Regions from separate parts of the Homo sapiens genome. Here regions 1, 2 and 3 are each linked to region 4. The links are chromatin loops, found by intact Hi-C in ENCODE. Cell type or tissue: K562. All regions are shown on one strand. Region 1 has its middle 120 kb from the start of MIR4522. Region 2 has its middle 260 kb from the start of MIR4522. Region 3 has its middle 160 kb from the start of MIR4522. Region 4 holds the start of LOC105371703 (a long non-coding RNA gene).

Region 1 (8,000 bases), 87 kb after region 4:
AAGCCTATAGTAAAAAAGCAATTATTTCTCAATAAAAAATTTGTCTCTGAAAATGCTTTGTGATATGTGGATTCTTTTCACAGAGTAAAACGTATGTTTTTATCCCACAGGTTGGAAACACTGTTGTTGTTGAATATGCGAAGGGACATTTCAGAGCTAATTGAGGCCTATAGTGAAAAACCGAATATCCCATGATAAAAACTATAAAGAAGCTATCTCTGAAAATATTTTGTGATGTGTGATTTTCATCTCACAAGTTGAACTTTTGTTTTTATTCAGCAGGTTAGAAACTCCTTTTGTAGAATCTACGACGGGACATTTCATAGCCCATTGAGGCCTACAGTGAACAAACAAATATGCCTTGATAAAAACTAGAAACAACTTATCTGTGAAAATGCTTTGCAATGTGTATATTCATCTTACAAATTTAAACCTTTGTTTTGCTTAGCCGGTTGGAACCTCTTTGTTTGTAGAATCTACAAGGGAATATTTTGGGACTCATTGAGGCCTATAGTGAAAATAACATATCTCACGGTAAAAACTAGAAAAAAGCTATGAGTGAAAATGCTTTGCGATGTATGGGTTTATCTCACAATATTAAACCTTTGTTTTGATTCAGCAGGTTGAAAACACTGTTTTCGTAGAATCTATGAAGGGACATTTTGGAGCCTATTGATGCCTATGGTGAAAAACTGAATACCCCACAATAAAAACTATAAACAACCTATCTGTGAAAATGCTTTGCAATATGTGGATTCATCTCACAGAGTTGAACCTTTGTCTTGATTCAGCATGTTTGAAATACTGTTTTTGTAGAATCTACAAGGGATAATTTCAGAGCAAATTGAGGCCTATAGTATAAAATCTAATATCCTGCAATAAAAACTAGAAAAAATCTATCTGTAAAAATGCTTTGTGATATGTGGGTTCATCTCACAAAGGTAAATCTTTATTTTGATTCAGCAAGTTGGAAACACTTTTCTTTGTAGAATCTACAAGGGGACATTTCATAGCCCATGGAGGCCTATAGTGAAAAACTGAATATTCCATGATAGAAACTAAAGAAGCTATATGTGAAAATACTTTGCAATGTGTGGTTTCATCTCACATAGTTTAAACTTTATTTTGATTCAGCTAGGTTGGAAGCATTCTTTTTGTAGAATATATGAAGGGACATTTTGGAGTCCATGGAGGCCTATAGTGAAAAACTGAATATTCCATGATAGAAACTAAAGAAGCTATATGTGAAAATACTTTGCAATGTGTGGTTTCATCTCACATAGTTTAAACTTTATTTTGATTCAGCTAGGTTGGAAGCATTCTTTTTGTAGAATATATGAAGGGACATTTTGGAGTCCATTGAGGCCTATAGTGAAAAACCAAATATCCCATCATTAAAAACTAGAACTAAGCTATCTGTGAAATAGCTTTGCAATGTGTGGATTCATGTCACAGAGCTAAACTTTTGTTTCTATACAGCATATTGGAAACACACTATTAGTAGAATCTAAGATGGGACAATTCAGAGCCTTTTGAAGCTTATAGTAAAAAATTCAAAATGTGGCAAAATTTACATACAAACTATCTGTAAAAATGCTTTGTGATGCGAAGATTCATCTCACAGTGTTAAACATTTGTTTTGATTCAGCATGTTGGAAAAAATTTTTTGTAGAATCTACAAAGGGACTTTTCGGAGCCCATTGAGACCAATATTGAAAAAATGAATATCCAGCTATAAAAACTAGAAACAAGCTCTCGGTGAAAATGCTTTGCAATGTGTGGATTCATCTCTCAGAGTTAAACTTTTATTTTGATTCACCCAGTTGGAGACACTTAATTGGTAGAATCTATTAGGGGACATTTCATAGCCCATTGAGGCATGTGGTGAAAAACTGAATATCCCGCAATAAAAACCTGAAACAAGCGACCTGTGAAAATGCTTTGTGATGTGTGGATTCATCTCACAGAGTTAAACCTTTGTGTTGATTCAGTAGGGTTGGAAAGACTTTTTTTAGAAACTACAAAGGAACATTTTGTAGCCCATTGAGGCCTATAGTGAAAAACCGAATATCCGGTGATAAAAACTAGAAACAAGCTATTTGTGAAAATGCTTTGCATTGTATAGATTTATCTCTAATAGTCAAACCTTTGTTTTTATACTGCAGTTTTGAAACGTTATTTTAGTAGAACGTAAAGGAAGACATTTCTGATCCCTTTGAGGCCTATAGTGAAAAACCGAATATCCCACAATAAAAACTAGAAACAAGCTGTGAAAACGCTTTGGGATGTGTAGATTCATCTGACACTGTGAAAATGCTTTGTGATGTGTAGATTCGTCTCACAGAGTTAAACTTTGATTATATACAGCAGGTTGGAAACATTTATTTTGTAGCATTTAAGAAGGTACAATTAAGAGTCCATTGAAGCCTACAGTGAAAAACCCAATATCCAGTGATAAAAACTAGAAACAAGCTGTGAAAATTCTTTGCAACATGTGGATTCATCTCACAGAGTTAAACCTTTGTTTTGATTCAGTAGGTTGGAAGCAACTCTTTTTTTGAATCTACAGATTGACATTAAAGAGCCCATTGAGGCCCATACTGAAAAACTGAATATCCTGTGATAAAAACTAGAAACAAGCTGTCTGTGAAAATGCTTTGCAAGGTTTAGATTCAACTCACAGAGTTAAACCTTTGTTTTGATTCAGCAGGAGGGAAACAATTTTGTAAAATCTACTATGAGACATTTCAGAGCAAATTGAGGCTGATAGTAAAAGTCCAAATATCCCTCGATATAAACCTGAAACAAGCAATCTGTGAAAATAATTTTTGATGTGTAGATTCCTCTCAAAAAGTTATACCTTTGTTTTGAATCAGCAGGTTGAAAACACTTTTTTTGTGTGTAATCTATGAAGGGACAAGCTATCTGACAAGGATTTCAGAGCCCATTGAGGCGTATAGTGAAAAACAAAAAATTCCAAACTATCTGTGAAAATGCTTTGCAATATGTGGATTCATCTCACAAAGATAAAAGTTTGTTTTGATTCAGCAGGTTGGCAACACTGTTTTTGTAGAATCTATAAGAGGACATATTTACAAGAGGTCCACTGATGCCTATGGTGAAAAACTGAATATCCCACTTTAAAAACTAGAAACAAGCTATCTGAAAATATGCTTTGTGATGTGTGCATTCCTTTCACATAGTTATACCTTTGTTTTGATTCAGAAGTTTGAAAACACTCTTGTTATAGAATTTTCGAAGGGACATTTCAGAGTGCAATGAGGCCTGTAGTGAAAAACCAAATATCTCACAATAAAAACTAGAAACAAGATATTTGTGAAAATGCTTTGCCATGTGTGAATTTATCTCTCATATTTAAACCTTTATTTTGATTCAGCCTGTTGGAAACACTCTTTTTATAGAATCTAAAAAAGAATATTTCAAAGCCGCTAGATGGCTATACTGAACAACCGAATACTCCACGATAAAAACTAGAAACAGGCTATCTTTGAAAATGCTTTGTGATGTGTGGATTCATCTCACAGAGTTAAAGCTTTCTTGTGATTCAGCAGGTTGGAAGTACTCTTTTTGTAGAATCTACAAGGGGAAGTTTTGGAGCAAATTGAGGCCTACATTATACAATCGAATATTCTGTGATAAAAACGAAAAAAAAAATCTAGCTGTAAAAATGCCTTGTGATGTGTGGTTTTACCTCACAAAGTTAAATATTTTTTTTTTTGATTCAACAAGTTGGAAACACCTTTTCTGTAGACCTACGAGGGGATATTTCATAGCTCATGGAAGCATATAGTGAAAAACTGAATATCCCGTGATGGAAACTAAGGAAGTTATATGTGAAAATGCTTTGCAATGTGTGGTTGTATCTCACAGAGTTTAACTTTCTTTTGATTCAGCTAGGTTAGAAACACTCTTTATGTAGAATGTACAAAGGGACATTTCAGAGCCGATTGAGGCCCATTTCAAAAAACCATATATCCTGTGACAAAAACAAGAAGCAAGCTATCTGTGAAATAGCTTTCCAATGTGGGGATATTTCAGAGACCTTTGAGACCAATATTGAAAAAATGAATATCCTGCAATGAAAACTAGAAACAACCTCTTGAAGCCCATTGAAGCCTATAGCAAAAAACTGAATATCCCATGATAAAAAATAGAAACAAGCTATTTGTGAAAATGCTTTGTGATGTGTGAGTTCATCTCACAGAGTTAAACCATTGTTTTGATTCAGCTGGTAGAAGACACTTAACTGGTACTACTAGAGGACATTTTGTAGCCCACTGAGGCCTGTGGTGAAAATCCAAATATCCCATGATAAAACTAGAAACAAGCTATCTGTGAAAATGCTTTGTGATATGTGGGTTCATCTCACAGAGTTAAACCTTGTTTTGATTCACCAGGTTGGAAAGACTCTTTTTGTAGAATATATGAAGAAACATTTCACAGCCCATTGAGGCCTATAATGAAAAACTGAATATCCGGTGATACAAACTAGAAACAAGCTATTTGTGAAAAAGCTTTGTGATGTGTGGATTTCTTTCACAGGGTTAAATATTTGTTATTATACATCAAGTTGGAAACACATATTTAATAGAATCTAAGAGGAGTCTTTTTGAGCCTATTAAAATCTGTAGTGAAAAACCAAATATCCCATGATTAAAACTAGAAACAGGCTCTCTGTAAATATGTTTGTGATATATGGATGCATCTCACATAGTTAAATTTTGGTTTTTATTCAGAAGGTTGGAGACACTTATTTTTTTCAATCTACTTGGTGACAATACAGTTCTCATTAATGCCAATAGTGAAAATTCAAATATCCTGTGATAAAATTACAAACAATCTGTGAAAATGTTTTGCAATGTGTGGATTTATCTCAATGAGTTAAATGTTTGTTTTGATTCAGCAGTTTGGAAACACTCTGTGCGATGTGTGGATTCATCTCACACAGTTAAACATTTGTTGCCATTCAGCAGGATGGAAACAATCTTTTTGTAGAATCTACAAGGGTCATTTTGACACCCGTTAAGGCTTATAGTGAAAACCTGGATATCCTGAGATAAAAACTAGAAAGAAGCTATGTGTGAAAATGCTTTGCAATGTGTAAATTCACCTCATAGAGTTAAACCTTCATTTTAATTCAGAAGGTTGGAAACACTTTTTTTGTAGAAAGGACATTTTGGAGCCTTTTGAAGCCTATGGTGAAACCAGAATATCCCACAATAAATATTAGAAGCAAGGTATCTGTGAAAATGCTTTGTGACATGTGGATTCATCTTACAGAATTAAACCTTTCTCCTGATTCTGCAGGTTGGAAATTCTCCTTTTGTAGAATCTACAAAGAAATATTTTGGAGCCCATTGAGGCTCAAATATCCTGCAATAAACACTAGAAACTAGCTATCTGTGAAAATGATTGGCGATGTGTGGATTAATTTCACAAAATTAAAACTTTGTTTTGATTCAGCACTTTTGAACCACTTTTTTTGTAGCATCTACGAAGGAACACTTCAGAGTCCTTTGACAGAAAGGGTTATAGAGGGTTATAGAGAAAAACGGAATATTCCATGATAAAAACTAGAAGCAAGTTCTCTGTGAAAATTCTTTGCAATGTGTAAATTCATCTCACAGAGTTAAACCTTTGCATTGATTCAGCAAGTTGGAAACACTCTCTTGTACAATCTATGAGGGGATATTTGGGAGCCCGTTGAGGCCTATAGTAAAAATTTGAGTGTCCCATAAGAAAAACTAGGAAGAATTTATGTCTGAAGATGCTCTGTAATGTGTGATTTCATCTCACAGCTTTAAACCTTTCTTTTGATTCTGTAGGTTGGAATCACTATTTTTCTTAGAATCTATGAAAAGACATTTTGGAGCAAAATGAGGACTATAATGAAAAATTGAATATCCCACAATAAAAATTAGAAACAAGCTGTCTGTGAAAATGCTTGGCAATGTGTGGATTCATCTCACACATCTCACAGAGTTAAACCTTTGTTTTGATTCAGCAGGCCAAAATTACTCTTTTGGTAAAATCTACGAAGGAACATTTTGGAGCCCATTGATGCCTGAGGTAAAAAACTGAAAACTGAATATCTTGTGATAAAAACTAGAAACAAGCTTTCTGTGAAAATGCTTTACAATGCATCATTTTATGTCACAGAGTTAAATCTTTGTTTTGATTCAGCTGGTTAAAAACACTCTTGTAGAAACTATGAGAGGACATTTCAGAACATGTTGAAGTCTATAGTGAATAACAAAATATCCCGCAATAAAAACTAGAAGCAAGCTATCTATGAAAATGCTTTGTGATGTGTGCATTTATCTTGCAGATCTAAACATTGTTTTGATTCATCAGGTGAGAAACACCCTTTTGATGCAATGTACAAACGGACGTTTCAGAGCCCACTGAGCCCCATAGTCATAAAACCAAATATCCTGCTATAAAACTGGAAACGAGCTATCTGTGAAAATGTTTTGTGATGTGTGGATTCATCTCATATAGTTAACCCTTTATTTTGATTCAGCAGGATGAAAACACTCTTTGTGTAAAACCTACAAAAGGGAGGTTGGAAACACTCTTATTGTGAAATTTACGAAGGGACATTTTGGAGCCCACTGAAGCCTATGTGAAAAACCAAATATCTCACCATTAAAACTAGCTAAACAAACTACCCATGAAAATGCTTGGCCATATGTGGAATAATTTTACAGAGTTAAATCTTTGTTTTTATTCAGCAAGTTGGAAATGCTCTCTTGTACAATCTACGAGGGGACATTTTGGAGCCCATTGAGGCCTATAGTAAAAAATCAAGTGTCCCGTAATAAAAACTACAAAGAATCTATGTCTGAAAATGTTCTGTAATGTATGATTTTATCTCACAGAGTTAAACTGTTGTTTTGTTTCAGCAGGTTGGAAACTCTCTTTTGGTAGAATCTTCAAAGAGACATTTGAGAGCCCATTGAGGCTTGGAGTGAAAAACCAAATATCCAGCAATAAAAACTAGAAACAAGCAATCTGCAAAAATGCTTTGTGATGTGTTCATTTATTTTGCAGAGTTAAAACTTCATTTTGATTCAACAGGTTAAAAACACTCTTGTAGAATATAGGAAGTGACATTTCTAAGCCCATTGAGGCCTATACTGAAAAACTGAATATCTCACAACAAAAACTAGAAAAAAATCTATCTGTGAAAATACTTTGCAATGTGAGGATTTATCTCACAGAGGTAAGCCTTTGTATTAATACAGCAGGCTGGAAACACTCTTTTTGTAAAATCTACAAAGGGACATTTCATAGACCATTGAGGCCTACAGTGAAAGATCAAATATTTTGTGATTAAAACTAGAAAAAAGCTATCTGTTAAAATGCTTTGCAATGTTTGGATTCATTTTACAGAGTTAAGCCTTTGTTTGGATTCAGCAGGTTGAAAACACTCTTTTTGTAGAATCAACATAGGGACATTTCAGAGCACATTGAGGCCTACGGTGAAAAACCCAACATCCCATGATAAAAACTAGATTCAAGCTATCTGTAAACATGCTATGCAATGTCTGGATTAGCCCAAAAAAGTTAAACCTTTAATTTGATTCAGCAAGTAGGAAACACTGTTCTTGTAGAATCTAAGAAGGGACACTTCAGAGCCCATTTAGGCCTAGAGTGAAAACCCACTTATCCTGCGATAAAAACTAGAAACAAGCTATCTGTGAAAATCTTTTCTGATGTGGGCATTCATCTCAAAGAGTTAAACCTTTCTTTTGATTCAGCAGGTTGGAAACACTCTTTTAGTAGAATCTACAGAGGGACAGTTTGGAACCTATTTAGACCCATAGTCAAAAAAGCAAATATCCCACAATAAAAACTAGTAACAAGCTATCTGTGAAAATGCTTTGCAATGTGGGGATTCATCTCACAGAGTCAAACCTTTGTTTGGATTCAGCAGGATGAAAACACACTTTTTGTAAATCTACAAAGAGGACTTT
Region 2 (8,000 bases), 50 kb before region 4:
CACAAACACTGCGGAAGGCCGCAGGGTCCTCTGCCTAGGAAAACCAGAGACCTTTGTTCACTTGTTTATCTGCTGACCTTCCCTCCACTATTGTCCCATGACCCTGCCAAATCCCCCTCTGTGAGAAACACCCAAGAATTATCAATAAAAAAAAATTAAAAAAAAAAAAAAAGAAATGGAAGAACGTTCCATGCTCATGGGTAGGAAGAATCAATATCGTGGAAATGGCCATACTGCCCAAGGTAATTTATAGATTCAATGCCATCCCCATCAAGGTACCAATGACTTTCTTCACAGAATTGGAAAAAACTACTTTAAAGTTCATATGGAACCAAAAAAGAGCCTGCATCACCAAGTCAATCCTAAGCCAAAAGAACAAAGCTGGAGGCATCAAACTACCTGACTTCAAACTATACTACAAGGCTACAGTAACCAAAACTGGTACCAAAACAGAGATATAGACCAATGGAACAGGTAGAGCCCTCAGAAATAATGCCACATATCTACAACTATCTGATCTTTGACAAACCTGACAAAAACAAGAAATAGGGAAAGGATTCCATATTTAATAAATGGTGCTGGGAAAACTGACTAGCCATATGTAGAAAGCTGAAACTGGATCCCTTCCTTACATCTTATACAAAAATTAATTCAAGATTGATTAAAGACTTAAACGTTAGACCTAAAACCATAAAAACCCTAGAAGAAAACCTAGGCAATACCATTCAGGACATAGGCACGGGCAAGGACTTCATGTCTAAAACACCAAAAGCAATGGCAACAAAAGCCAAAATTGACAAATGGGATCTAATTAAACTAAAGAGCTTCTGCACAGCAAAAGAAACTACCATCAGAGTGAACAGGCAACCTACAGAATGGAAGGAAGTTTTTGCAATCTACTCATTTGACAAAGAGCTAATATCCAGAATCTACAATGAACTCAAACAAATTTACAAGAAAAAAACAAACAGGATAGCATTAACAAAACAAACAGGGAGGGATAGCATTAGAAGATAGATACCTAATGTTAAATGATGAGTTAATGGGTGCAGCACACCAACATGGCACATGTATACGTATGTAACAGACCTACACGTTGTGCACATGTACCCTAAAACTTAAAGTGTAATAATAATAAAAAAATTCAGTGAACAATGCTATAAAGAGATGTGCTGTCATCCAGGCTTTATTCTTCTGTTGATAGAACACATGCAGAGCAGATTTAGCGTAGCTCTTAAGGGCCCTAGAATTTTTGGAATGGTAAATGAGCATTGGCTTCTATTAAAGTCACCAGCTGCATTAGCCTCTAACAAGAGTCTCAGCCTGTCCTTTGAAGCTTTGAAGCCAGTAATGGAATTCTCTCTAGCTAGCAAAGTCCTAGATGGCATCTTCCAATATAAGGCTGTTTTGTCTACATTAATAATCTGTTTTTTGAGTGTAGCCATCTTCATGAATTATCTCAGCGAGATCTTCTGAAGAACTCACAGTTCTTACATCAAGCACTTGCTGCTTCACCTTGCACTTTTATATTATAGAGACTGTGTCTTTCTTTAAACCTCATGAGCCAACCTCAGCTAGCTTTCAGCTTTTCTTTTGTAGCTTACTCACCTCCTCTCAGCCATCACAGAACTGAAGAGAGTTAGGGCCTTGTTCTGGATTAAGCTTTGACTTACAGGAATGTTATGGCCCATTTGATCTTCTATTCAGACCAAAGTTTCTCGGTATCAGCAACAAGGCTGTTTTGCTTTTTTATCATTTGTGGGTTCACTGGAGCAGCACTTCTCATTTCCTTCGATAACTTTTCCTGTGCATTCACCACCTGGCCAACTGTTTGGCCTAGCTTTCAACTGCCAACATGTCTTCCTCACTAAGCTTCTTCATTTTTAACTTGATTTAAAGTGAACTGACTGCAACTCCTTCTTTTACATGAACAATTAGAGGCCACTGGAGGGCTATTAACTGGTCTCACTTCAATATTGTGTCTCAGGGACTAGGGAGGCCTTAGGAGAGGAAGCAATGGGAAACCTCCTCATTGGTGGAGCAGTCAGAGCAGACAACATTTACCAATGAGGTTTGCCATCTTACACAGGTGTGTTCATGGAGTCCAAAACAATTACAACAGTAACATCAAAGCTCACTGATCTCAGGTCACCACAGCACATATAATAATCATGAAAAAGTTTGAAATATTCTAAGAGTAACCAAATGTGACACAGACAACCAAAGAGAGCACATGCTGTTGGAAAAATGGCACAACGGACTTGCTTGACACAAGATTGCCACGAATCTTCAATTTGTAAAAACTGCAGTATCTGCAGGGCTCAAAAAAGTTGAGTTATGCCTGGATGTATTCTGTGCCTATAGACGCCCTGCCTTTTTTGTTCCCTTTCAGTGTTTCCCTCAGTTAACATGAAACCTATCGATAGTGTTAGGTTACACACAGATATGAAAGTTGTCATACTGTGAAAAGGCCATAAGTATTAACACCCTATAGTAAATTTTAATACTCTGTTCCAATGTCAGATAAGCTCACTGCTCTAAACAAGGATTGCAAAACCCACTGAAGATTCAGATAAGGTGATTCCACTGAGCGAGTTGAGGAGAACTGTTTAATTCTGCATCATGCTTAAACAAACTTCTCTGCACAGTGAATTTCTTGTTTGCAGTTCACCAACTTTATCTAGAATTCCTTATCTGACTAAGAACTATTCAAAAATTCTCTCCCTTCATTACCTTCTCTCTAATGCATCTCATTAATCCAGAGTGAAGCCAAGCAAGGAGCCCCATACAATCAACACTTGCCATTGTTCTTAACTCTTCAGTATCCACCGTGACATATTACGACTTCGGTGATTCCTTTTGAGCATTTTGAAATGTCTGCATAAACATTTCAGAAAATCATTCATAGTTTAGGCCGTGCACAGTGGCTCACACCTGTAATCCCAGCACTTTGGGAGGCCGAGTGGATCATTTGAAGTCAGGAGTTCAATACCAGCTTGACCAACATGGTGAAACCCCATCTCTACTAAAAATACAAACCAAAAAAAAATTAGCTGGGCGTGGTGCCACGTGCCTGTAACCCCAGCTACTCAGGAGGCTGAGACAGGGGATTTGCTTGAACTCAGGAAGCAGAGGTTGTGTGAGCCGAGACCTTGCCACTGCACTCCAGCCTAGACAACAGAATGAGATTCCATCTCAAAAAAAAAAATTTTTTTTTATAGTTTAAACCTCATTCTGCTTTAGAAGAAAATATGACTAGTCTTATCTATAAATATTTAGGTTGAAAATCAATGAAATAAAAATGATAAAAACACAATGCTTGCAATATTTTACAAAATCTGTTTGAAAATCCTTTCTGGTATTGAAAAAATTGTGTCCTCTGTCCTTCAGTTCCGAAGGCAAAGACATCTGCTTTATACTCAGTGATGCAGGCCCCTTTGGCCTTAAACTTGGCCAGTTCTTTCAACTACAATAAGCACAGCAAATATTATGTTAAAGGCAGATATTTAAAATCACCATTTCTGCTAGGTGAATGAAAAAAAATCTAGCACAAGGCTGAGCACAGCGCCTCACGCCTGTAGTCCCAGCACTTTCGGAGGCCAAGGTGGGAAGATCATGAGGTCAGCAGTTTGAGACCAGGCTGGCCAACATAGTGAAACCCTGTCTCTACTAAAAATGCAAAAATAATAATAATACTAATAATAAATAAATAAATAAAAGGCTGGGTGTGGTAGCTCACGCCTGTAATCCCAGCTACTTGGGAGGCTGAGGCAGGAGAATCACTTGAACCTGGGAGGCAGAGGTTGCAATGAGTAGAAATTGTGCCAATGCACTCCAGCCTGGGTGACAGTGCAGGACTCTGTCTCAAAAAAAAAAAAAAAAAAAAAAAAAAACCTAACACCATTTTTTAAAGTTACTACTCTTTCTAAATAGATTTTTGCCTGATTTTAAAAAAAAGACAGCACAAAATTTATAAGAAAAAAAATGCAGAAATCCCTTATAATCTATTATTGGTCAGATTCTCCAAGAAAGAGACTGAGATTTCACACAGGCTTGCTGGGGAGCACTGTCAATAACAGCACCCAGGAGGTGGGAGGCAGGCATGGATGAACAGGCAAAGTGCTGAACAGGGATGCAGCTGCACCAACAGCTCAGAAGCCAGTGTGGTCCTCCCCAGGGAAAAGGTGGACAAGGTGACTCGAACACTCACAGCAGCTGGGGAACTTAGCGCCATCTGCTGAAACCCAGATGAAACCCACACTATAGCATTCAGTACATAATCCCCTCCTCCAGAAATCCTCCTCCCCATCTACACATAGCCAGAATCACATTTAGATGATTATTTACTGAATTTCACTAAGTATATTTCTCTGAGAGTCAATATTCTTTAAAAACATTATAGAGTACGTAGTACTCCATTTCATGGATACACCATAATTCCTTTAGTGCTTACATTATTTCAAAGGTCAGTGATTCCAATTTTCCCTCTTAAAAATAACACTACCGTAATAACCTGGGAAGAAAATATTTATGTACATATTCAATGATTTTCTCAAAAAAGACATGAAAGTCAAGAAAAACCACCATTGAGAGTCAATACTCCAAATACTCAAAATCTACTGAAATTTGCTTTCTAATAAGGTTCATAATATCCTAGCAAATGTTACCATGTGACTTTTCCAGAAACCTTGAAAAAGGGTATCTTAGACTCATTAAAATACTCCACTGATTGGTGTTAAAATTAAAGAGTATCGTAGCATAATTTTCTGCCAATTACCATATCCTTTGCCTATTTTTCAAATGTGTTAGTGTATATCTGACTAACCCATAAAATTACATCACTTATTTTAGGCATAGAAAAGCCATTTACGGAATTAAATAATTATATAATAATTACATATATTTTGTTTTGGTTTTAAAATTTGTCTTAGTATAACTATTTTTGCTTATCTATAATTTAACTCATCACATGACGAAGACTATACGTTGAAGCTTTTTTTTTTTATACTTTAAGTTTTAGGGTACATGTGCACATTGTGCAGGTTAGTTACATATGTATACATGTGCCATGCTGGTGCGCTGCACCCACTAACTCGTCATCTAGAATTAGGTGTATCTCCCAATGCTATCCCTCCCCACTCCCCCCACCCCACCACAGTCCCCAGAGTGAGATATTCCCCTTCCTGTGTCCATGTGATCTCATTGTTCAATTCCCACCTATGAGTGAGAATATGCGGTGTTTGGTTTTTTGTTCTTGCGATAGTTTACTGAGAATGATGATTTCCAATTTCATCCACGTCCCTACAAAGACATGAACTCATCATTTTTTATGGCTGCATAGTATTCCATGGTGTATATGTGCCACACTTTCTTAATCCAGTCTATCATTGTTGGACATTTGGGTTGGTTCCAAGTCTTTGCTATTGTGAATAATGCCGCAATAAACATATGTGTGCATGTGTCTTTATAGCAGCCTGATTTATAGTCCATTGGGTATATACCCAGTAATGGGATGGCTAGGTCAAATGGTATTTCTAGTTCTAGATCCCTGAGGAATCACCACACTGACTTCCACAATGGTTGAACTAGTTTACAGTCCCACCAACAGTGTAAAAGTGTTCCTATTTCTCCACATCCTCTCCAGCACCTGTTGTTTCCTGACTTTTTAATGATGGCCATTCTAACTGGTGTAAGATGGTATCTCATTGTGGTTTTGATTTGCATTTCTCTGATGGCCAGTGATGATGAGCATTTTTTCATGTGTTTTTTGGCTGCATAAATGTCTTCTTTTGAGAAGTGCCTGTTCATGTCCTTTGCCCACTTTTTGATGGGGTTGTTTGTTTTTTTCTTGTAAATTTGTTTGAGTTCATTGTAGATTCTGGATATTAGCCCTGTGTCAGATGAGTAGGTTGTGAAAATATTCTCCCATTTTGTAGGTTGCCTGTTCACTCTGATGGTAGTTTCTTTTGCTGTGCAGAAGCTCTTTAGTTTAATGAGATCCCATTTGTCAATTTTGGCTTTTGTTACCATTGCTTTTGGTGTTTTAGACATGAAGTCCTTGCCCATGCCTATGTCCTGAATGGTAATGTCTAGGTTTTCTTCTAGGGTTTTTATGGTTTTAGGTCTAATGTTTAAGTCTTTAATCAATCTTGAATTGATTTTTGTATAAGGTGTAAGGAAGGGATCCAGTTTCAGCTTTCTACATATGGCTAGCCAGTTTTCACAGCACCATTTATTAAATAGAGAATCCTTTCCCCATTGCTTGTTTTTGTCAGGTTTGTCAAAGATCAGATGGTTGTAGATATGCGGCACTATTTCTGAGGGCTCTGTTCTGTTCCATTGATCTATATCTCTGTTTTGGTACCAGTACCAGGCAGTTTTGGTTACTGTAGCCTTGTAGTATAGTTTGAAGTCAGGTAGTGTGATGCCTCCAGCTTTGTTCCTTTGGCTTAGGATTGACTTGGCGATGCGGGATCTTTTTTGGTTCCATATGAACTTTAAAGTAGTTTTTTCCAACTCTGTGAAAAAAGGCATTGGTAGCTTGATGGGGATGGCATTGAATCTGTAAATTACCTTGGGCAGTATGGCCATTTTCACGATATTGATTCTTCCTACCCATGAGCATGGAATGTTCTTCCATTTGTTTGTATCCTCTTTTATTTCCTTGAGCAGTGGTTTGTAGTTCTCCTTGAAGAGGTCCTTCACATCCCTTGTAAGTTGGATTCCTAAGTATTTTATTCTCTATGAAGCAATTGTGCATGGGAGTTCACTCATGATTTGGCTCTCTGTTTGTCTGTTGTTGGTGTTTAAGAATGCTTGTGATTTTTGTACATTGATTTTGTATCCTGAGACTTTGCTGAAGTTGCTTATCAGCTTAAGGAGATTTTGGGCTGAGACAATGGGGTTTTCTAGATATACAATCATGTCATCTGCAAACAGGGACAATTTGACTTCCTCTTTTCCTAATTGAATACCCTTTATTTCCTTCTCTTGCCTGATTGCCCTGGCCAGAACTTCCAACACTGTGTTGAATAGGAGTGGTGAGAGAGGGCATCCCTGTCTTGTGCCAGTTTTAAAAGGGAATGCTTCCAGTTTTTGCCCATTCAGTATGATATTGGCTGTGGGTTTGTCATAGATAGCTCTTATGATTTTGAGATATGTCCCATCAACACCAAATTTATTGAGAGTTTTTAGCATGAAGGTTGTTGAATTTTGTCAAAGGCTTTTTCTGCATCTATTGAGATAATCGTGGTTTTTGTCTTTGGCTCTGTTTATATGCTGGATTACATTTATTGATTTGCATATATTGAACCAGCCTTGCAACCCAGGGATGAAGCCCACTTGATCATGGTGGATAAGCTTTTTGATGTGCTGCTGGATTCGTTTTGCCAGTATTTTATTGAAGATTTTTGCATCAATGTTCATCAAGGATATTGGTCTAAAATTCTCTTTTTTGGTTGTGTCTCTGCCCGGCTTTGGTATCAGGATGATGCTGGCCTCATAAAATTAGTTAGGGAGGATTCCCTTTTTTTCTATTGATTGGAATAGTTTCAGAAGGAATGGTACCAGTTCCTCCTTGTACCTCTGATAGAATTCGGCTGTGAATCCATCTGGTCCTGGACTCTTTTTGGTTGGTAAGCTATTGATTATTGCCACAATTTCAGATCCTGTTATTGGTCTATTCAGAGATTCAACTTCTCCCTGGTTTAGTCTTGGGAGAGTGTATGTGTCGAGGAATTTATCCATTTCTTCTAGATTTTCTAGTTTATTTGCATAGAGGTGTTTGTAGTATTCTCTGATGGTAGTTTGTATTTCTGTGGGATCGGTGGTGATATCCCCATTATCATTTTTTATTGCATCTATTTGATTCTTCTCTTTTTCTTTATTAGTCTTTCTAGCGGTCTATCAATCTTGTTGATCCTTTCAAAAAACCAGCTCCTGGATTCATTAATTTTTTGAAGGGTTTTTTTGTGTCTCTATTTCCTTCAGTTCTGCTCTGA
Region 3 (8,000 bases), 46 kb after region 4:
AATGCTTGTGATTTTTGTACATTGATTTTGTATCCTCAGACTTTGCTGAAGTTGCTTATCAGCTTGAGGAGATTTTGGGCTGAGACAACGGGGTTTTCTAGATATACAATCGTGTCATCTGCAAACAGGGACAATTTGACTTCCTCTTTTCCTAATTGAATACCCCTTATTTCCTTCTCCTGCCTGATTGCCCTGGCCAGAACTTCCAACACTGTGTTGAATAGGAGTGGTGAGAGAGGGCATCCCTGTTTTGTGCCCGTTTTCAAAGGGAATGCTTCCAGTTTTTGCCCATTCAGTATGATACTGGCTGTGGGGTTGTCATAGATAGCTCTTATGATTTTGAGATACGTCCCATCAATGCCTAATTCATTGAGAGTTTTTAGCATGAAGGGTTGTTGAATTTTGTCAAAGGCCTTTTCTGCATCTATTGAGATAATCATGTGGTTTTTGTCTTTGGTTCTGTTTTTATGCTGGATTACATTTATTGATTTGTGTATATTGAACCAGCCTTGCATGCCAGGGATGAAGCCCACTTAATCATGGTGGATAAGCTTTTTGATGTGCTGCTGGACTCGGTTTGCCCGTATTTTATTGGGGATTTTTGCACCGATGCTCATCAAGTATATTGGTCTAAAATTCTCTTTTTTGGTTGTGTCTCTGCCAGGCTTTGGTATCAGGATGATGCTGGCCTCACAAAATGAGTTAGGGAGGATTCCCTCTTTTTCTATTGATTGGAATCATTTCAGAAGCAATGGTACCAGTTCCTCCTTGTACCTCTGGTAGAATTTGGCTGTGAATCCATCTTGTCCTGGACTCTTTTTGGTTGGTAAGCTATTGATTATTGCCACAATTTCAGAGCCTGTTACTGGTCTATTCAGAGATTCAACTTGGAAATTTGTAGCACTAAATGCCCACAAGAGAAGCAGGAAAGATCTAAAATTAACAGCCTAACATCACAATTAAAAGAACTACAGAAGCAAGAGCAAACACATTCAAAAGCTAGCAGAAGGCAAGAAATAACTAAGATCAGAGCAGAACTGAAGGAGATAGAGACACAGAAACCCTTCAAAAAATCAATGAATCCAGGAGCTAGTTTTTTGAGAAGATCAACAAAATTGATAGACCACTAGCAAGACTAATAAAGAAGAAAAGAGAGAAGAATCAAATAGATGCAATAAAAAATGAAAAAGGGGATATCACCACCGATCCCACAGAAATACAAACTACCATCAGAGAATACTATAACCACCTCTATGCAAATAAACTAGAAAATCTAGAAGAAATGGATAAATTCCTCGACACATACACCCTCCCAAGACTAAACCAGGAAGAAGATGAATCTCTGACTTTTGTTTTCTTAGAGCATTTACTTTAGAAAATTTTCCATTGTAAATTCTTCCTATGACTCTTTGAGTTATAATTTTCTCCCAGCCACTCATTAGTTTTATAACCCAGGGATGTCTCAGAAACCTTGGAGACATCCCTTTGAAATATTGTTATCCAGAAAGATATTTTCCCAGTCTCCCAGTTTGTATAGATAATAGGAGCTGAAATTCCATAGGCAACAATTAAACACAGGTGGTCCAAACTCAGGGAAAAACCTCCCCTTCACTTCCTCCAGTGCTTTTCCACTAAAATTTTCTTGCATTTCATTTCAAAAGAACTGAGTTCAATTTCTATCCACTATTGCAATAGCCTTGAATAAAGTCTTGCCTGTTTAACTCTATCTGGTATAATTTTTCTTCAAAAGAACTTAGTCACGTTCTATTTTGGCAATGGGATTCATATTGGAACTTAATTTTATATTATAAAATAGATCATCACAAACATAAAATATGAGTATATGTTTCCAACAACATTGTGTGCATCAAACCAGGCACTAAATGGCAAAGGTATACATAATCATAATAACAACTTTTGTGGTGATAGAGTTTTTTCTAGATGCACTAGATATGCAGATATTCTTAAAATAAAGTTTCTTACAGATTAACCAAAAGATACTTCTGCCAGACAAAAGTTTTACTCATTATTACAAGGATTCTAGACCTTTTAAAATTCAGATATTCTGTTTGAAAGTCAATGTACAAATTCCCCTAAGTTCTTAAAAAATAGGGGCCAGTTTCATGGTGACCTGTTCAAAGATCTATTGCTGAGATAGATTTTAGTAAATCAATTTGGTTCACTATCCTAGTTGGTCACAAATAGGAGTTTTTGTTATTACTTCAATTATCTTATTCATTACTTACTCAAAATAATTTTTAAGTTTTATCCCATACAAAAAATAGATGGTAAGGTTTTTAAAGTAACTATATGACTATTAGACTTATTTCCAGGTAACTTGCTTTATTTTGGCATGTCTTTAAGAAGATTTATTACATAAAAAGTAAGAAAAATTAATTTTAATGCATTTCTAAAATTTCAAAATCTTGCTTTTTAAAAAAATTAGTCTTAATTTAAAAAGCACAATGAAAGAAAATAAGTCGTTAAGTGATCTATATTATCCTAATTATGTTATATAAATCAAAATTTGTGAAAAAAATAGGTTCACACTTCTGAATCTCAAATAAATTTTATAGATCAAAAATTACCACCAAAGGTGCTCAGAAACAATGACTAAAATTTCCATCTCTAGCAATTTTATATACAAAAAAATTGTCTCAACAATGCTAGCTAATAAATTAGAGTTTAGTTACAAAATGAACAGTGATAAAATCTATCACAGGCAGGAAAATTTTAGAAAAGGTCAAGACCTCTTAGATGATCTTACCTTCAATTTTAGACCAATGAAAGTTTATAAGTGAAATTTAACCCTTCAAAAATGCCCCCCAACATAGTATCTTATTCTTGTGTAACCTGAAAAAACAAAAAAAAACTGATATTAGAAAAAAAATCCAAATCTTCTGGTAGCCTAGAAATAATCAATAGCCTTGTAGACAACCATGTATCTGGGTTGCATTATGAACTAAGCATAGGATAGAATTAAACTAGATACTGCTAAAATGAATGGACAATTTTTAGTGGTGTGTATACAACGCTTAAAGTTCAAGTAACGTAAATGGCCTACTTCAAATATATTTTCTAAACTGTAGAATTTTACACCAAACAGTATATTCTGCCACAGTAAACTGTCTCTGGCTTTCTTAAAAGTGATTTATTTTATACTGCAAATTATTTTGTCATGTCTATTTTGCATATATGTGTGTTCCCTTCCGATTTTCTCAACAACTCTCTCTTAGACGGAAAGCATTTTCTTTTTAGAAACCATTTTGAATACATCATCACATATATGTAACAGAACATTTAAAAAGAAACTGTTTCATCCAAAACTATGCTACCTACTCTCAGTGAAGAGAGTTGCAGACAACTTTTGTAGAACATGGAAGAGAAGTGACTGAAGTTCAGTGTGTAACATTCACATGATTAAATATCATATAAATATAAATAATATAATGATTAAAGATGGGAGGCTCAGGTAGCTTGGAGACTGAGGATTTGGGAGGAAAGCAATATTACAGAGTGTTGATTGTAAGTTGTCAACAAAAAGTCATCGGACTTCTTGCATTTCTCCATAAGCTTCATGACAAGAACATCAGGAGGGTCTCTCTGAAAAGAACTAAATTTACAGAAGTTAGAGAATTTAGAGAAATTAGTTGATGAGTATCTGACTTTCACTTGACAACTTTAAAGGGTGAAAGTCTAAATGAAGAACTTTTGCAGGAGATTAAAGGCCTGCAGTTAGGAAGTAACTGTATTCCAACTAGAGATGAGTCTCAAGTGAGTGTTTCCCACCAGCAAATGTGGGCCATGCAAGAGAGTAGACAAGAAGGAGACGATCTCAAGCCCAGCCCAAGAGAATCACCATGAGGAATGAGGAGACCTCAGCAGTAAGATGCTGGGCTGTGCAGCCACATCCGCGGGAACAGCAAGAGTAAGTAACCACATGACAAATTCTCCAGCCATCCCAGGAATTGCCAGAAACAGCTATCCAAATTTGGAGGTCTCCAAAGTATCTGCCTACGTGGTTCAATCTCAGGAGTTGCCAAAATCAGACGTAGAGAGTACAGCAATGCACCCTTTCTTTTCTCTTTACCTCTAATGCTTTTTCCAGGGTCAAAACTGGAGGAGATGAAAATCAGCATTTAGTAAGTTGAAGAAAGAGAGATGAATAAGGCAGAGAGAGAACAAGGTTGTTGACACCCAGATTCTAAGGCAGCCAGGAAAAATGATGCCTACAAAAGGATATCTGTGCAGAAAAAAAATTGGAGTAGATTTCTAGCCAAACTTACAAGTCCTCTGTGTCTAATGTATTTCAGAGTAGGAGATAAAGTATTTGTTGGATTAGCGCATTAGCAAAATTATCTAGAGAAAGGAATACGTGTGTAATGTCCAATAAAGGCCAGTGATTCTCCAATTGAACATAAAATGGACTAAGTTGATAAGCAATGTGGGGCTTTTTCAACAAGTAGTTTAAAATAAAAATCATGAAGGTGGATGAAATATTTCTTTACCTCAAAAAAAATAAATGGATAAAGACACTTCTACTATCTTTGTTATTTTTCACTATACTAGCCCTAATTATTTCATTACTAACTTTACCATCAATTGAAAGTTATAAAATGCATGTTTCCATCATGATACTGTGTCATATATATTTTAAAAGATGGTTATAAAAGTCATCTATCATTATTAAATTAAATTTTGAGTCAATATATATTTGTATTGGGCCATGAATATGCATAAGAAATTAATACTCTGAATAATATGTACTCTTTCAGTGCCCTAGAAAAGACAATAGGAGCCTGCTACAATTTGTTATTATTGCACAGTGACAGTTAATCAAAAATTATTAATTCATTATCAAAGTATCGTTTCCATGACAAAGACTAGAGGAAAACAGGCAGACTGTGTCCAGATTTCTTCCAGATATCTACCAGCAAAATATCACCAAAATTAAACAATGAAAGATAGAGGAAAGGAGAAAAAGGTCAGAGGGAGAGGAGAGAGACAGAAAGAGAATGATTATGTTTTACTTAAAAAAACAGTAAATTGAATTCCTTACTTGATTTTTATAGGTATTGTTCATCCAGTTTGTAGTAAAGGGAACATGGCTGTAGACAGGAAACTGTCATTGTTGAAAATTTGGAGCTTAAAAGTATTTGGTAATTTTAAATGCAGGACATGTATTTTTGAAACCATTCATAATTAAGAAATTAAAAAGATTTTAGTAACATTTGTGAAAAACAGAAAGAAAATATTTAAAAGCCTTTGCCCTTTGGAGATAGTGCCTGGCTTTTGTAGATTCCTTTCACCTCTACACTATGCTAAAACCTGGCTTTGTCTAAAAAAACTTTAGCTATATAGATGGTCACTTCCTATAAAGGCTTTTCTTTGTTATTGTCATAGCATTATAGAATATTGATGACTTCCATATCACCTACACAGAAAAACTGTATATGACTTTTGGAAAAAAATGAGAGATTTAGGGCAAGCAAAGTTAGGGTGGTGTTGTAGATTCAAAAGAAAATGACATTTTAGGTTAAGTATGTTTTCAATGTTCCAATTATAATTGTAAAACTATAAATGCAGGTAGAGGTAACCTCATTAGAAATAACTCCTTATTCTAAGAGCAAAGAGAAAAACTGAAATGCTAAAATGGATACTCATTCTTAATAGCATCAAGAAACACCAAATACCCAGCAAATATCCAAAGATTATGTTCAATGACTCTGAACAAGGAAACAAGCAAAAAATTAAGTGAAACATGAATGAAAGAAATTACAGAAATCTAAACAAAGGTATAATACACAATATCAATGGATTGTAAAACTCAGTAGCTTAAGGATGCTAAAATCTCCTCATGTAATGTCAATAAAAATTTTAGCAATTTTGAAGAAATTGAAGAATTAATTCTAAAATATATACAATTCAAATTACAAAGTGTATGCAAGTAATTTATGACTTTACTGGTTAATTCTATCAGTATATAAAGAAGAAAACATCTTAAACAAGCTATTACAAAAAATAGTAGGAAACACATAGTATTTTGTTTTTTGATGCTAGCATAACCCTGATAACAAACCTGACAAAAATACATCAAAGAATAAAAAAGTACACATGAATATCCTCATTCACACAGATACAAAAATACTTAATGAATTTATTTAAAAAATAAATCCAGCAGTCTATAAAATGAATAATGCATTATGATCAAGTTGGTTTTACCAAGAACGCATGTTTGATTTAATGTATAAAATAAATAAAATCTTATTAACAGAATGAGGGAAAAAAACATAACTCAAACAACATAGAAAATTCATGTATCAAAAGTAAACATGTATTCAAGATAAAAAAAAGTTAAGCAATTAGGAATAGAAAGTAACTTCCTCAATCTGATAAGCAAAATTTTTATATCAAAGAAAACAGAACTAAACTAAACTAAAGCTGACAGAAAGAAGAAGGCAAGATCATACAATCTTTTAATTTCTATTCCTCATGGTAGTTGGAATTCCTAGCCACTGAAATAAAGCAAGGATGAAAGATATATGTTAACAACAAAGAAGAAATATGCTCCTATTTAGAAACAGCATGATCCTTTATGTATAAAATATTAAATACATATACTCCTTTTATTGCTTTCTTTATTACTTTATTGAACTCCACAGAGATGGCATTTTAAAAAAAATTGAAGGTTTGTGGCAACCCTGTGTTCAGCAAATTTATTAGCTGTTTTTTCCATGTGCTCACATAATGTCTGTGTGTCACAGTTTGGTAATTCATGCAATATTTCAAACTTTTTCATTATTATATCTTTTATGATTATCTGTAATCAGTGGTTTTTACTATTATTACTATTATAATTATTTTGGGGTGCCACAAACCATTCCCACATCACATTGAACTTAATTCATGAAATGTTTTGTGTGTTCTGATTGTTCCACCTACTGGCAAATATCCCATCTTTCTCCATCTCTTCAGACCTCTCTATTCCTTGAGACACAACAATATTAAAATTAGATCAATTAGTAACCCTACAATGACTTCTAAAGGTTCAAGTGAAAGAAAGAGTTGCACATCTCTGACCTTAAATCAAAAGCTAGAAATGATTGAGCTTAATGAGGAAGGTATGTTGTAACCAAGATAGGCTGAACGCTAGCCATCTTGCACCCAACAGTTAGCCAAGCTGTGAATTCAAAGAAAAACTTAAGGGAAACTAAAAGTGTTATTCTAGTGAATACACAAATGATAAGAAAGCCAAAAAACCTTATTGGTGATAAGTAGAAAGTTTGAGTGATCTGAATAGAAGATCAAACAAGACACAACATTTTCTTAAGCCAAAACAAAATCCAGAGCAAGGACCTAGCTCTCTTCAAAGCTATGAAGGCTGAGAGAGGTGAGGAAGCCACAGAAGAAAAATTGGAATCTAGCAGATGATGGTTCATAAGGCTTAAGGAAATAAGCCATCTCCATAACACAAAAGTACAAGGTGAAGCAGCAACCACATGATTATGTCAATAGATGCAGGAAAGGCTTTCAATAAAATTCAACACCCCTTCATGTCAAAAACTCTCAAAAAATTAGGTATTGAAGGAACAGACCTTGAACTAATAAGAGCCATATGTGAAAAACTCACAGCCAACATTATACTGAATTGGCAAAAGCTGGAGTATTTCCCTTGAAAACCGGCACAGGACAAAGATACCCTGTCACCACTCCTATTCAACATAGTATTGGAAGTTCTGGCCAGAGCACTCAGGCAAGAGAAAGAAAAAGGGGCATCCAAATAGGAAGAGAGGAAGTCAAACTATCCCTGCCAGCGCAAGACACGTACCTATATTCAGAAACCCTCAAAATCTAGGCCCAAAAGATCCTTAAATTGATAAACAACTTCAGCAAGTCTCAGGATACAAAATCAATGTACAAAAATAACTAGCACTCCTGGACACCAATAACAGTCAAGGATCCAAATCAGGAATGCAATCCCATTCATAATTGCCACATAC
Region 4 (8,000 bases):
AACACTCCACTATAATCAACACCCCACTATTGTCAATGGACAGATCATCCAGACAGACATCATTAGTTCAGTAGCACATGAATTATTCTCCAACACAGACTATGTGTTAGGCCAAAAAACAAGTCTCAGCACAATTTCAAAAACTGAATTCATATCAAGTATCTTTTCTAACCACAGTAGAATAGTGTTAGAAATCAGTAACAGGAGAAACTTTAAAACCTGTACAAATATATGGAAATTAAAATACAGGGTCATGAACAACCAATGGAAAAAAAGGAAATTAAATGTTTATTGAAACAAGAATAGAAACACAACATAACAAATCCTGTGGGATGCAGCAAAGGCAGTTCTAAGAGGAAAAGGGCATAGCTATAAATGCCTTCATCAGAAAAGTAGAAACATCTCAAATAGCCAACCTGACAGTACACCTCCAGTAATGAGAAAAACAAAAAAAATTCAAATGCTAGAATCAGTAGAAAAAATATCATAAAGATTAGGGCGGAAATTTTAAAAACAGAAACAAAACATACAAAAAGTCAATGGAACAAAGAGCTGGGGTGATTTAGAAAAAAAAAATCAAAATTGACAAGCTTTAGCTAGACTAAGGATAAGAAAAAGAAACAAAACCATAGATGAAAAAGCAAACATTACAATTAAACACAAAAATACAAAGGATTGTAAATGATTACTAAAGACGTTTATATACAAACTGAAAAATCTAGAAGTGCTTCAATTTCTAGACACATAATGAATTCCCAAGATAGAATGATAAACAAAAAACCTGAACAGACCAATAATGAGTAATGCAATTAAAGCAGTAATAAAAAGTCTCCCAGCAAAGAAAAACACAAGAATCATGGTTTTACTGCTGAGTTACCAAGCATTTTTTAAAGAGCTAATACCAATTCTACTCAAAATGTTCCCCATAAAATGAACAGGAGAGAAGGCTTCGAAACTTGTTCTATGAGGACAGCATGACCCTGGTACAAAAACCAGAGCAGGACACAACACACAAAGACAACCACAGGCATTTTAAATAACCCTGATGAACACAGATGCAAAAAGTCCTCAACAAAATACTTGAAAATTGCATTTGACAACACAATAAAATGATCATGTGCCATGATCAAGTGAGATTCATCCCGGGAATATGAGGATGATTCAATAAACACAAATAAATGTGTAACATCACATTCAGTGAATCAAGAAAACACATAAATCATTTAAGTAGATGCTGAAAAAAAAATCATTTCTTCATAGAAACTCAACATGAGTACAGAAGGAACATGTCTCAGTGCAATAAAGGCCATATATGACAAACCCACAGCTAACATCATAATCAATGGAGAAAAGTTAAAAGCTCTTCCTCCAAGATCTGGAACAAGTATGGCTACTTTTACACCACTTTCATTCATCATAGTACTGCAAGTCCTAGCTACAGCAATTAGACAAGAGAGTGCAATAAAAAGCATCCAAATTGGAAAAAAAGGAAGTCAAATTTCGTGTTTGCAGGTGACATAAACTTATACATATCTAGAGAGAGAGAGAACCCTAAAAATTCCACAAAAATCCTACTAGAAATAATAAATTTAGTCAAGTTGCAAGATACAGTATCAACATATAAAAATGAGTAGCATGCCCATGCACCAATAGCGAAATACCTAAGAAAGAAATCAAGAAAGCTATTTCATTTCAAAAAAATATATATCTAGGGATAAACTTAACCAAGAAGGCAAAAGATACCACAATGAAAACTATAAAACACAGATGAAAGATATTAAAGCAGACATAAGTAAATGGAAAGATATCCCATGTCCATGCACTAGAAGAATATTGTTAAAATATCTATATCAACCAATGGGATCTACAGAATCAATGCAATCCATCTTAAATTACAAAAGACATTCTTAATAGAAATAGAAAAAACCATCCTAAAATTCATACGGAAATGCAAAATAACTCAGACAGACAAAAGAAATAAAATGAAAAGTTGGAAGCATCACACTACCTGATTTCAAAATATACTACAAATCTATAGTACGCATGGTACTATCAAAACAGCATGGTACTATCAATAAAAAGGGCGGGGGAGAGACAGAGATGAACAAATGACAGACAAGTGAAGCACAATACACAAATCAGGAATAAATTCATGCATTTATTGTCAACCTATTTTTAACAAAGGCACCAAGAACACACATTTGGGAAGGACAATATCTTCAATAAACTGTGCTAGGAAAACCCAACACCCACATGTACAAGAATCTATCTAGGCCGTTATCTTACCATATACAAACATCTACTCAAAATAAAGATTTAAATGTAGGACCTGAAACTATGAAACTACTAGAGAAGAAAACATAGGATAAATGCTTCATGAAACTGGAGAAGACGAGGAATTTTCAAATAGACATCAAAAGCACAAACAACAGCAAACATGTAATTACATTAAACTTAAAAGCTTCTGCAGGCTGGGTGCAGTGGCTCATGCCTGTAATCCTAGCACTTTGGGAGGCCGAGATGGGCGGATCACGATGTCAGGAGATTGAGACCATCCTGGCTAACATGGTAAAACCCTGTATCTACTAAAAATACAACAAATTAGCTGGGCGTGGTAGTGTGCACCTGTAGTCCCAGCTATTCAGGAGGCTGAGGCAGGAGAATGGCATGAACCCAGGAGTCGGAGCTTGCAGTGAGCCAACACCACGCCACTGCATTCCAGCCTGGGCAACAGAGTGAGACTCCGTCTCAAAAAGAAAAAGGCTGCTGCAAAGCACAGGAAGCAATCAGTAGAATGAAGAAACAGGCTGGGTGCAGTGGCTTACGCCTGTACACTCAGCACTTTGGGAGGCTGAGGCACGCCGATCACAAGGCCAGGAGATCAAGACCATCTTGGCTAACACAGTGAAACCCCGTCTCTACTAAAAATACAAAAAAATTGTCCGGGCGTGGTGGCAGGCACCTGCAGTCCCAGCTATTCAGGAGACCAAGGCAGGAAAATGGTGTGAACCCAGGAGGCAGAGCTTGCAGTGAGCTGAGATTGTGCCACTGCACTCCAACCTGAGCGACAGAATGAGACTCCATCTAAAAAAAATTAAATTAAATTAAAAATTTTTAAAAATGAAGAAACAACCCAGAGAATGGAAGCAAGTATTTGCAAACTATGCATCAGGCAAGGGATTCATGCACAAAATATATGAAGATCTCAGACTATTCAAAAACAAAAATACAAATGATCTTATTTAAAAAATCTACTCAAAACCATTGTCCCCCACCATTATTTCCCTACCTTCTTTTCCCGAGCACCTTTGGCCCCCTTCCCCTCGCCACCCTTTTTCTTCCATCTGCCCCCAAACTTCTTCACCATTTTTTTCCCCACCATCATTTCACAAAGCCTTCTCTACTCTCCTGCTCAACACCTTTTCCCCATCCATTTACCCAAACCCCTTCCCCACTGTTTCTTCCCACCATCTTTTCCCCTTATCCCTGGCCACCCTTTTTCCCCCTCCTGCTCTCATCACCCTCTTTTGCTCCTTCATCTAAGCAAAAACATTTTCCCCCATCTTTTCCCAAAACCTTCTCCCCACTCCTACTGCTCGCCACCCTCTTTTCCCCCTTCATCTACCCAAAAACTCTTTTCTTCATCGTCTTTCCCCCCGTTCCTCCTTGCTATTCTCTTTCCCTTTTCCATCAACCCAAAAACATTTCCCCCCATCTTTTCACACAGCCTTCTCCCTACTCCTGCCTACCTCCCTCTCTTCCTTCTCCATCTACCCCCCAAAACTTTTCCCACCATCTTTTCAAAGTCTCCCCCCTTTACCACTCATGCTCTTCTTTTCCCTATCCTGCTTGCCACCCTCTTTTTTGCCCTCCATCTACACCAAACTATGTTTCCGTCGTTTTCCCAATCCTCTGTGCCTGCTCCCTCTGGCCACCCTCTTTCCTCCTCCTCATCACCCTCTTTCCCCCACCATCTATCAAAACACTTTTTACCCACTGTCTTTCCTTTCTCCACCATCTTTCTTTTCTGCCACTGTCTTTTCACAAAACCTTGTCTTCCTCCTGCTGGCTACCCTCTTTTTCTTTCTCCCACTTGCTACCCTCTTTTGCTCCTCTACCCAAAAACTTTCCCCCACACTGTATTTTCTCCCCACTGTCTTTTCACAAAGCCTTCTCTCCCTACTGCTCGCCCCCCTTTTCCCCCATCACCTTCCTCTCTTTCCTCCTCCCACTTGCCACCCTCTTTTCCCCCTCCATCTACCCTGAAACTTTTTACCCACCGTCTTTCTGCAAAACCTTCCTTCCCTCCCGCTCCCCACCCTGTATTTCCGCCTCCATTTACCCAAAAACTTTTTTCCCCACCATCTTTTCGCCGCCATCTTTTTGCAACGCCCCTTCTCCGGCTAAGCTATCCTTTTCTGCCTTTGGCACTAACTACCCTCTTTACTCCCCTCCATCTATCCCAAAACTGTTTTCCTTCTCCTACCGCTCCAGCCGCACTCCTATCTCCGTCGCTGCCAACAACCGCAGCGAGGCGAGCCGCGCTCCCGCGGCTCCAGCCTCCAGCATACGGCCACTGACTCCTGATTCCTAGTCCTCCATGCCGTGGAGCGAGCAACTCAACGGGAAGACACAGGAACCTGAAAACACCTGACTGCTCTTCAGCATCATTTATATACTGCGGCTATGCCCACGGAGGTTCCTGGACTGCATGTTTTGATTGGATGAGAAAAAACCTCCAGGCTTACTCTGATTGGACTTTATGATCATGTTCTGATTGGATGAGAGCAAGTCTTAACACAACCAATCACAGCATGAAAATAAAGTCCAATCAGAGTAGGCCTAGAGGTTTTTCTCTCATCCAATCAGAATATGTAGTCCAGGAACGGCATTTGCATAACCTCGGTATATAAAGCATGGTGAGGTCGCATCAGGTCATTTCAGGCTCTGCTGTGTCAAGTCGGGGAGCGGCTCTTTGCTCAGCTTAGAGAACTGGAAGAGGCCGCAACCTTCTGCCTGCTGGAGGCTGGAGGATGGATGGAGCCTGGAGCCTGGGACACTACCTTGCTGTGGTTGGTGGTGGCGACAGAGCAGTAAGAGGGTGGCCGGCAGCAGGAGCTTGTCCTGCTGGGCTGGAGGACTAGGAGAAGGAAGAGGCACCACCACATGCTGGAGGCTGAAGCCTGGAGTCTGTGCCACCATGGCTCGCCTCGCTGTGGTTGGTGGTGACGCTGGAGACTGCAGCTGGGCCACAGTGGTAGAAATGTGATGGGGTAGGTGAGTTTTCTGGGCTGCCCTGTACGCTTCTGGGGGCAAGGGTTGGGTGTCCTTTTGGTGATCACTGCTAGAGGCCACCCTGCCTGTGTCAGTGGTCTGGTTGGGGGCACTCTCCAGGGTTGCATTGCTGGTAGTGGGGCAGGTTGGCTGGCTATCTGGGGCTATACTGCCTGCGGTGGCAGGGGTGGTGGGGGGAGGCAGATTGTGTACAGTAATGTGTGCTGCTGGTGGCTGGTGAAGGATTAGGGGCACTATCTTCTGCTGCACTGCCCACAGCAGGGGGTGGGTTGGGTGGAGTTATCTGGGTCTACAATGCTGGCAGTGGGGGGTGGTTTAGGGGCATTGTTGGGTGCTGCACTGCCTGTGACTGGGGGGTGCACCATCAGGAGCTGAACTGCCCGTGATGGGGTGGGGGGAGGCGGGTTTGGGATGCTATCTAATGCAGCAACACCCGTGGCTGGGTCAGATTGTGGGCACTATTGGGTGGTACACTCCCTGAGGTGTGGGGGGAGTGCTTTGGGGGGGGGGCATTGGGGTTACATTGCCTGAAACTGTAGGGTGTGTTGGATGTGCTATCCGGGGGCTACACTGCTAGTGGCAGGGGGCAGATTAGGGGTGCTATGGGGGCTACACTGCCAGCAGCATTGGTGAGCTGAGGAGGTGGCAGCAGCAGCGACAGCAGTGGTCTCCTTCTTCTGGTGGCCTCCAAGTAAGAGATCGTTCTCCTCTTCCCGGACTCCAGACTCTAGAAGGCAATTTTCTCCCGCTCGAGCTAGATTGCACGGCAGGGCCCCCACACCCACTGTGGTTTCCCAGCCTGCCGTCATGCTCTGTGTTGCAAAGACCACCTAGGACTACTGGGCAGGGACTAGTAGGCACCATGGGGGAAGTTGGGGACAGGGCACTGTGGGTGGAGGTGTCAGGAATGGGAACCAGCCCTTGGGTGGGGAGGGCTGGCTGGGTCTGAGTTTCTCCTACTTGGGTTCCCCGAGAAGGGCAGGCTTGGTGGACCCAGCAATTCCTGGCCAGCTGGACTTGGCCAGGGGCCAGTTTCAGTGAAGGCATTCACTCTCTCCCCAGGCCCCAGTTCCTGGCCAGCTTTTGCCAGAAGGAGAGGCTGGACTTTGGAAGGTGGGTGTGAGTGCCTTCAATGAAACGGATCCCTGCCACCTAGTCACCAGCGTGACAAGATGAGGCTCTAACGGTTCCACTCCCTGAGTCCTGTCTTGGGCTTTTCTGGCTTTGCCTGCCCAACTGCTCCAAGCCAGGCTGAAGGAGGAGAAGGAGGAGTCACCTGTGGTACGGTCGAGCAGATGATGTGGCTCTGCAGCTTGCCTCATGTGTTTGGTGGTGGTGATGGAGACCGCAGCTCAACTGGAGCAGTAGGAGGGCACCCACGGGGACCAGGCGGTAGGATCCTGGTAGGGTGGGCTGATACATTGAGGGTGACAGTGGTTGTATTGGCATTGGTGCTAGTGGTGGTAGCAGTAGGAAGTCTGGGGAACGGGAAGCGGGAGTAGGAGCACTGCAGGGCCTATCCCATTCTGGGGCGGGGAGGAAACTTTAGGTGCTGTAACGAAGGCCTTGGTGGCAGTGGTGGTGGTACATCTAGGGCAAAGAGGAGTCCTCCCCCTTTTCCTGCAGTCTCTGGAGGGTGCCCTCCTCCTGCTGGTGCCTGAGCTAGGCATGAGTAGCAGCATTATCTCATTCTTAACAAAATTTAGGGGGTGACTATTTGTGTATCCTTTTGCTTGTTTTTTGTTGTGATACTCTGGGAGTTACTCAAATTTTATGAATGGAGGAGGGGATAAAAGGTATCATAATAGGCCTTCTAATTCCCACACCTGTTCTTTTTCCTTTCTTCCATTGTGTATTTTCTTCTCATTTTCTTGTTCCTCTTCATTTTCTTTTGCTACTGCTTCTGTCTCATGTTTGTATTCTTGTTTCTCCTCCTGTTTTTGTTTTTGTTTTATACCAAGCAACGGCCTTAACACACCAAAACTGAGTTGAAAATAAAATACTTGTCACTGTTGTATTTTTTAAATAACTGATCCCTTACTATGTTTTAGAAATGAGGAAAAAAGTCAGTTGTATAATTAGTTACTTGAATAGCTATGCTTTCATAATCGTGTTAATGCACTTATGCCTAGTGTTCCATTATTGGGACATTACTTATATCCTACTGCTAAATGTCATCAACAAGGTCTGATTTTTCACTTATGCAAAAATTCAAAAAATGGCAACCTCTGGCATAAATGGGCTAATGCATTGTAAGTGTTATTCAAGGAATCAAAAAATGAAGCATCACATAAAATATTAGTAGCAAACAGCCATTTCATCTCTCTCACATATTTTTTCTGGAGCTATGGAGGAGTCACAGGGGTAATAAGTTCTAATTTATGAGATGATTAAGTGAACCATATTCCCTTCATTTTTTTTCTCTGCCACCATTTTCAAGAGTATTGTCATCTGCATGAGCAAACCTGGTTTATCACCACATCTTTGCAAGAGGAAAAAGAAAGGGGGAGAATCATGTATAACGTTGTAAGGCAAAGATTCACAACCAAAAACAAGGTTTTATTAACTTTCGCCTTTAAGAACCTTCAGTGTTTAGCCCTCTTTGATTCCTAGTATTACTACCTTTGGTATGAACTCTTTTTTTAAACTGATCCACTCTAGAAGTTTATGCATTTTGTATCATTTTTCAAGCCAACAGAAATGTG

What was found. A loop is a pair of places that touch in the nucleus more often than their neighbours do. Peaks named below come from ENCODE experiments on the same cell type or tissue, not always from the same donor. Only the 100,000 strongest peaks of a DNase experiment are listed, where the experiment ranks them.
Region 1: a loop joins it to region 4, with 3 times the contacts of the local background. A loop is called at or near these places in 2 of 110 quality-filtered maps.
Region 2: it touches region 4 in a loop (4-fold over the local background); 5 of 110 quality-filtered maps call a loop at or near these places.
Region 3: it touches region 4 in a loop (7-fold over the local background); 6 of 110 quality-filtered maps call a loop at or near these places.

What each region holds. Positions count from the first base shown.
Region 1 is chr17:27,171,716-27,179,715 of GRCh38, forward strand. No RefSeq gene overlaps it. Among named protein-coding and RNA genes, the nearest start is that of MIR4522, 120 kb to the right of the region's middle. In K562, no CTCF peak of the experiment used is centred here; no DNase peak of the experiment used is centred here.
Region 2 is chr17:27,034,677-27,042,676 of GRCh38, forward strand. It overlaps the pseudogene GTF2IP6. Among named protein-coding and RNA genes, the nearest start is that of MIR4522, 260 kb to the right of the region's middle. In K562, a CTCF peak has its summit at 4,244 (motif pointing left); a DNase peak (open chromatin) is centred at 4,235.
Region 3 is chr17:27,130,299-27,138,298 of GRCh38, forward strand. No RefSeq gene overlaps it. Among named protein-coding and RNA genes, the nearest start is that of MIR4522, 160 kb to the right of the region's middle. In K562, no CTCF peak of the experiment used is centred here; no DNase peak of the experiment used is centred here.
Region 4 is chr17:27,084,608-27,092,607 of GRCh38, forward strand. It overlaps LOC105371703 (a long non-coding RNA gene), which reads right to left and starts at 4,634. Exons shown (of 4, transcript NR_135673.1): 1 at 4,487-4,634. In K562, no CTCF peak of the experiment used is centred here; DNase peaks (open chromatin) are centred at 4,650 and 4,921; H3K4me3 peaks cover 5,002 bases.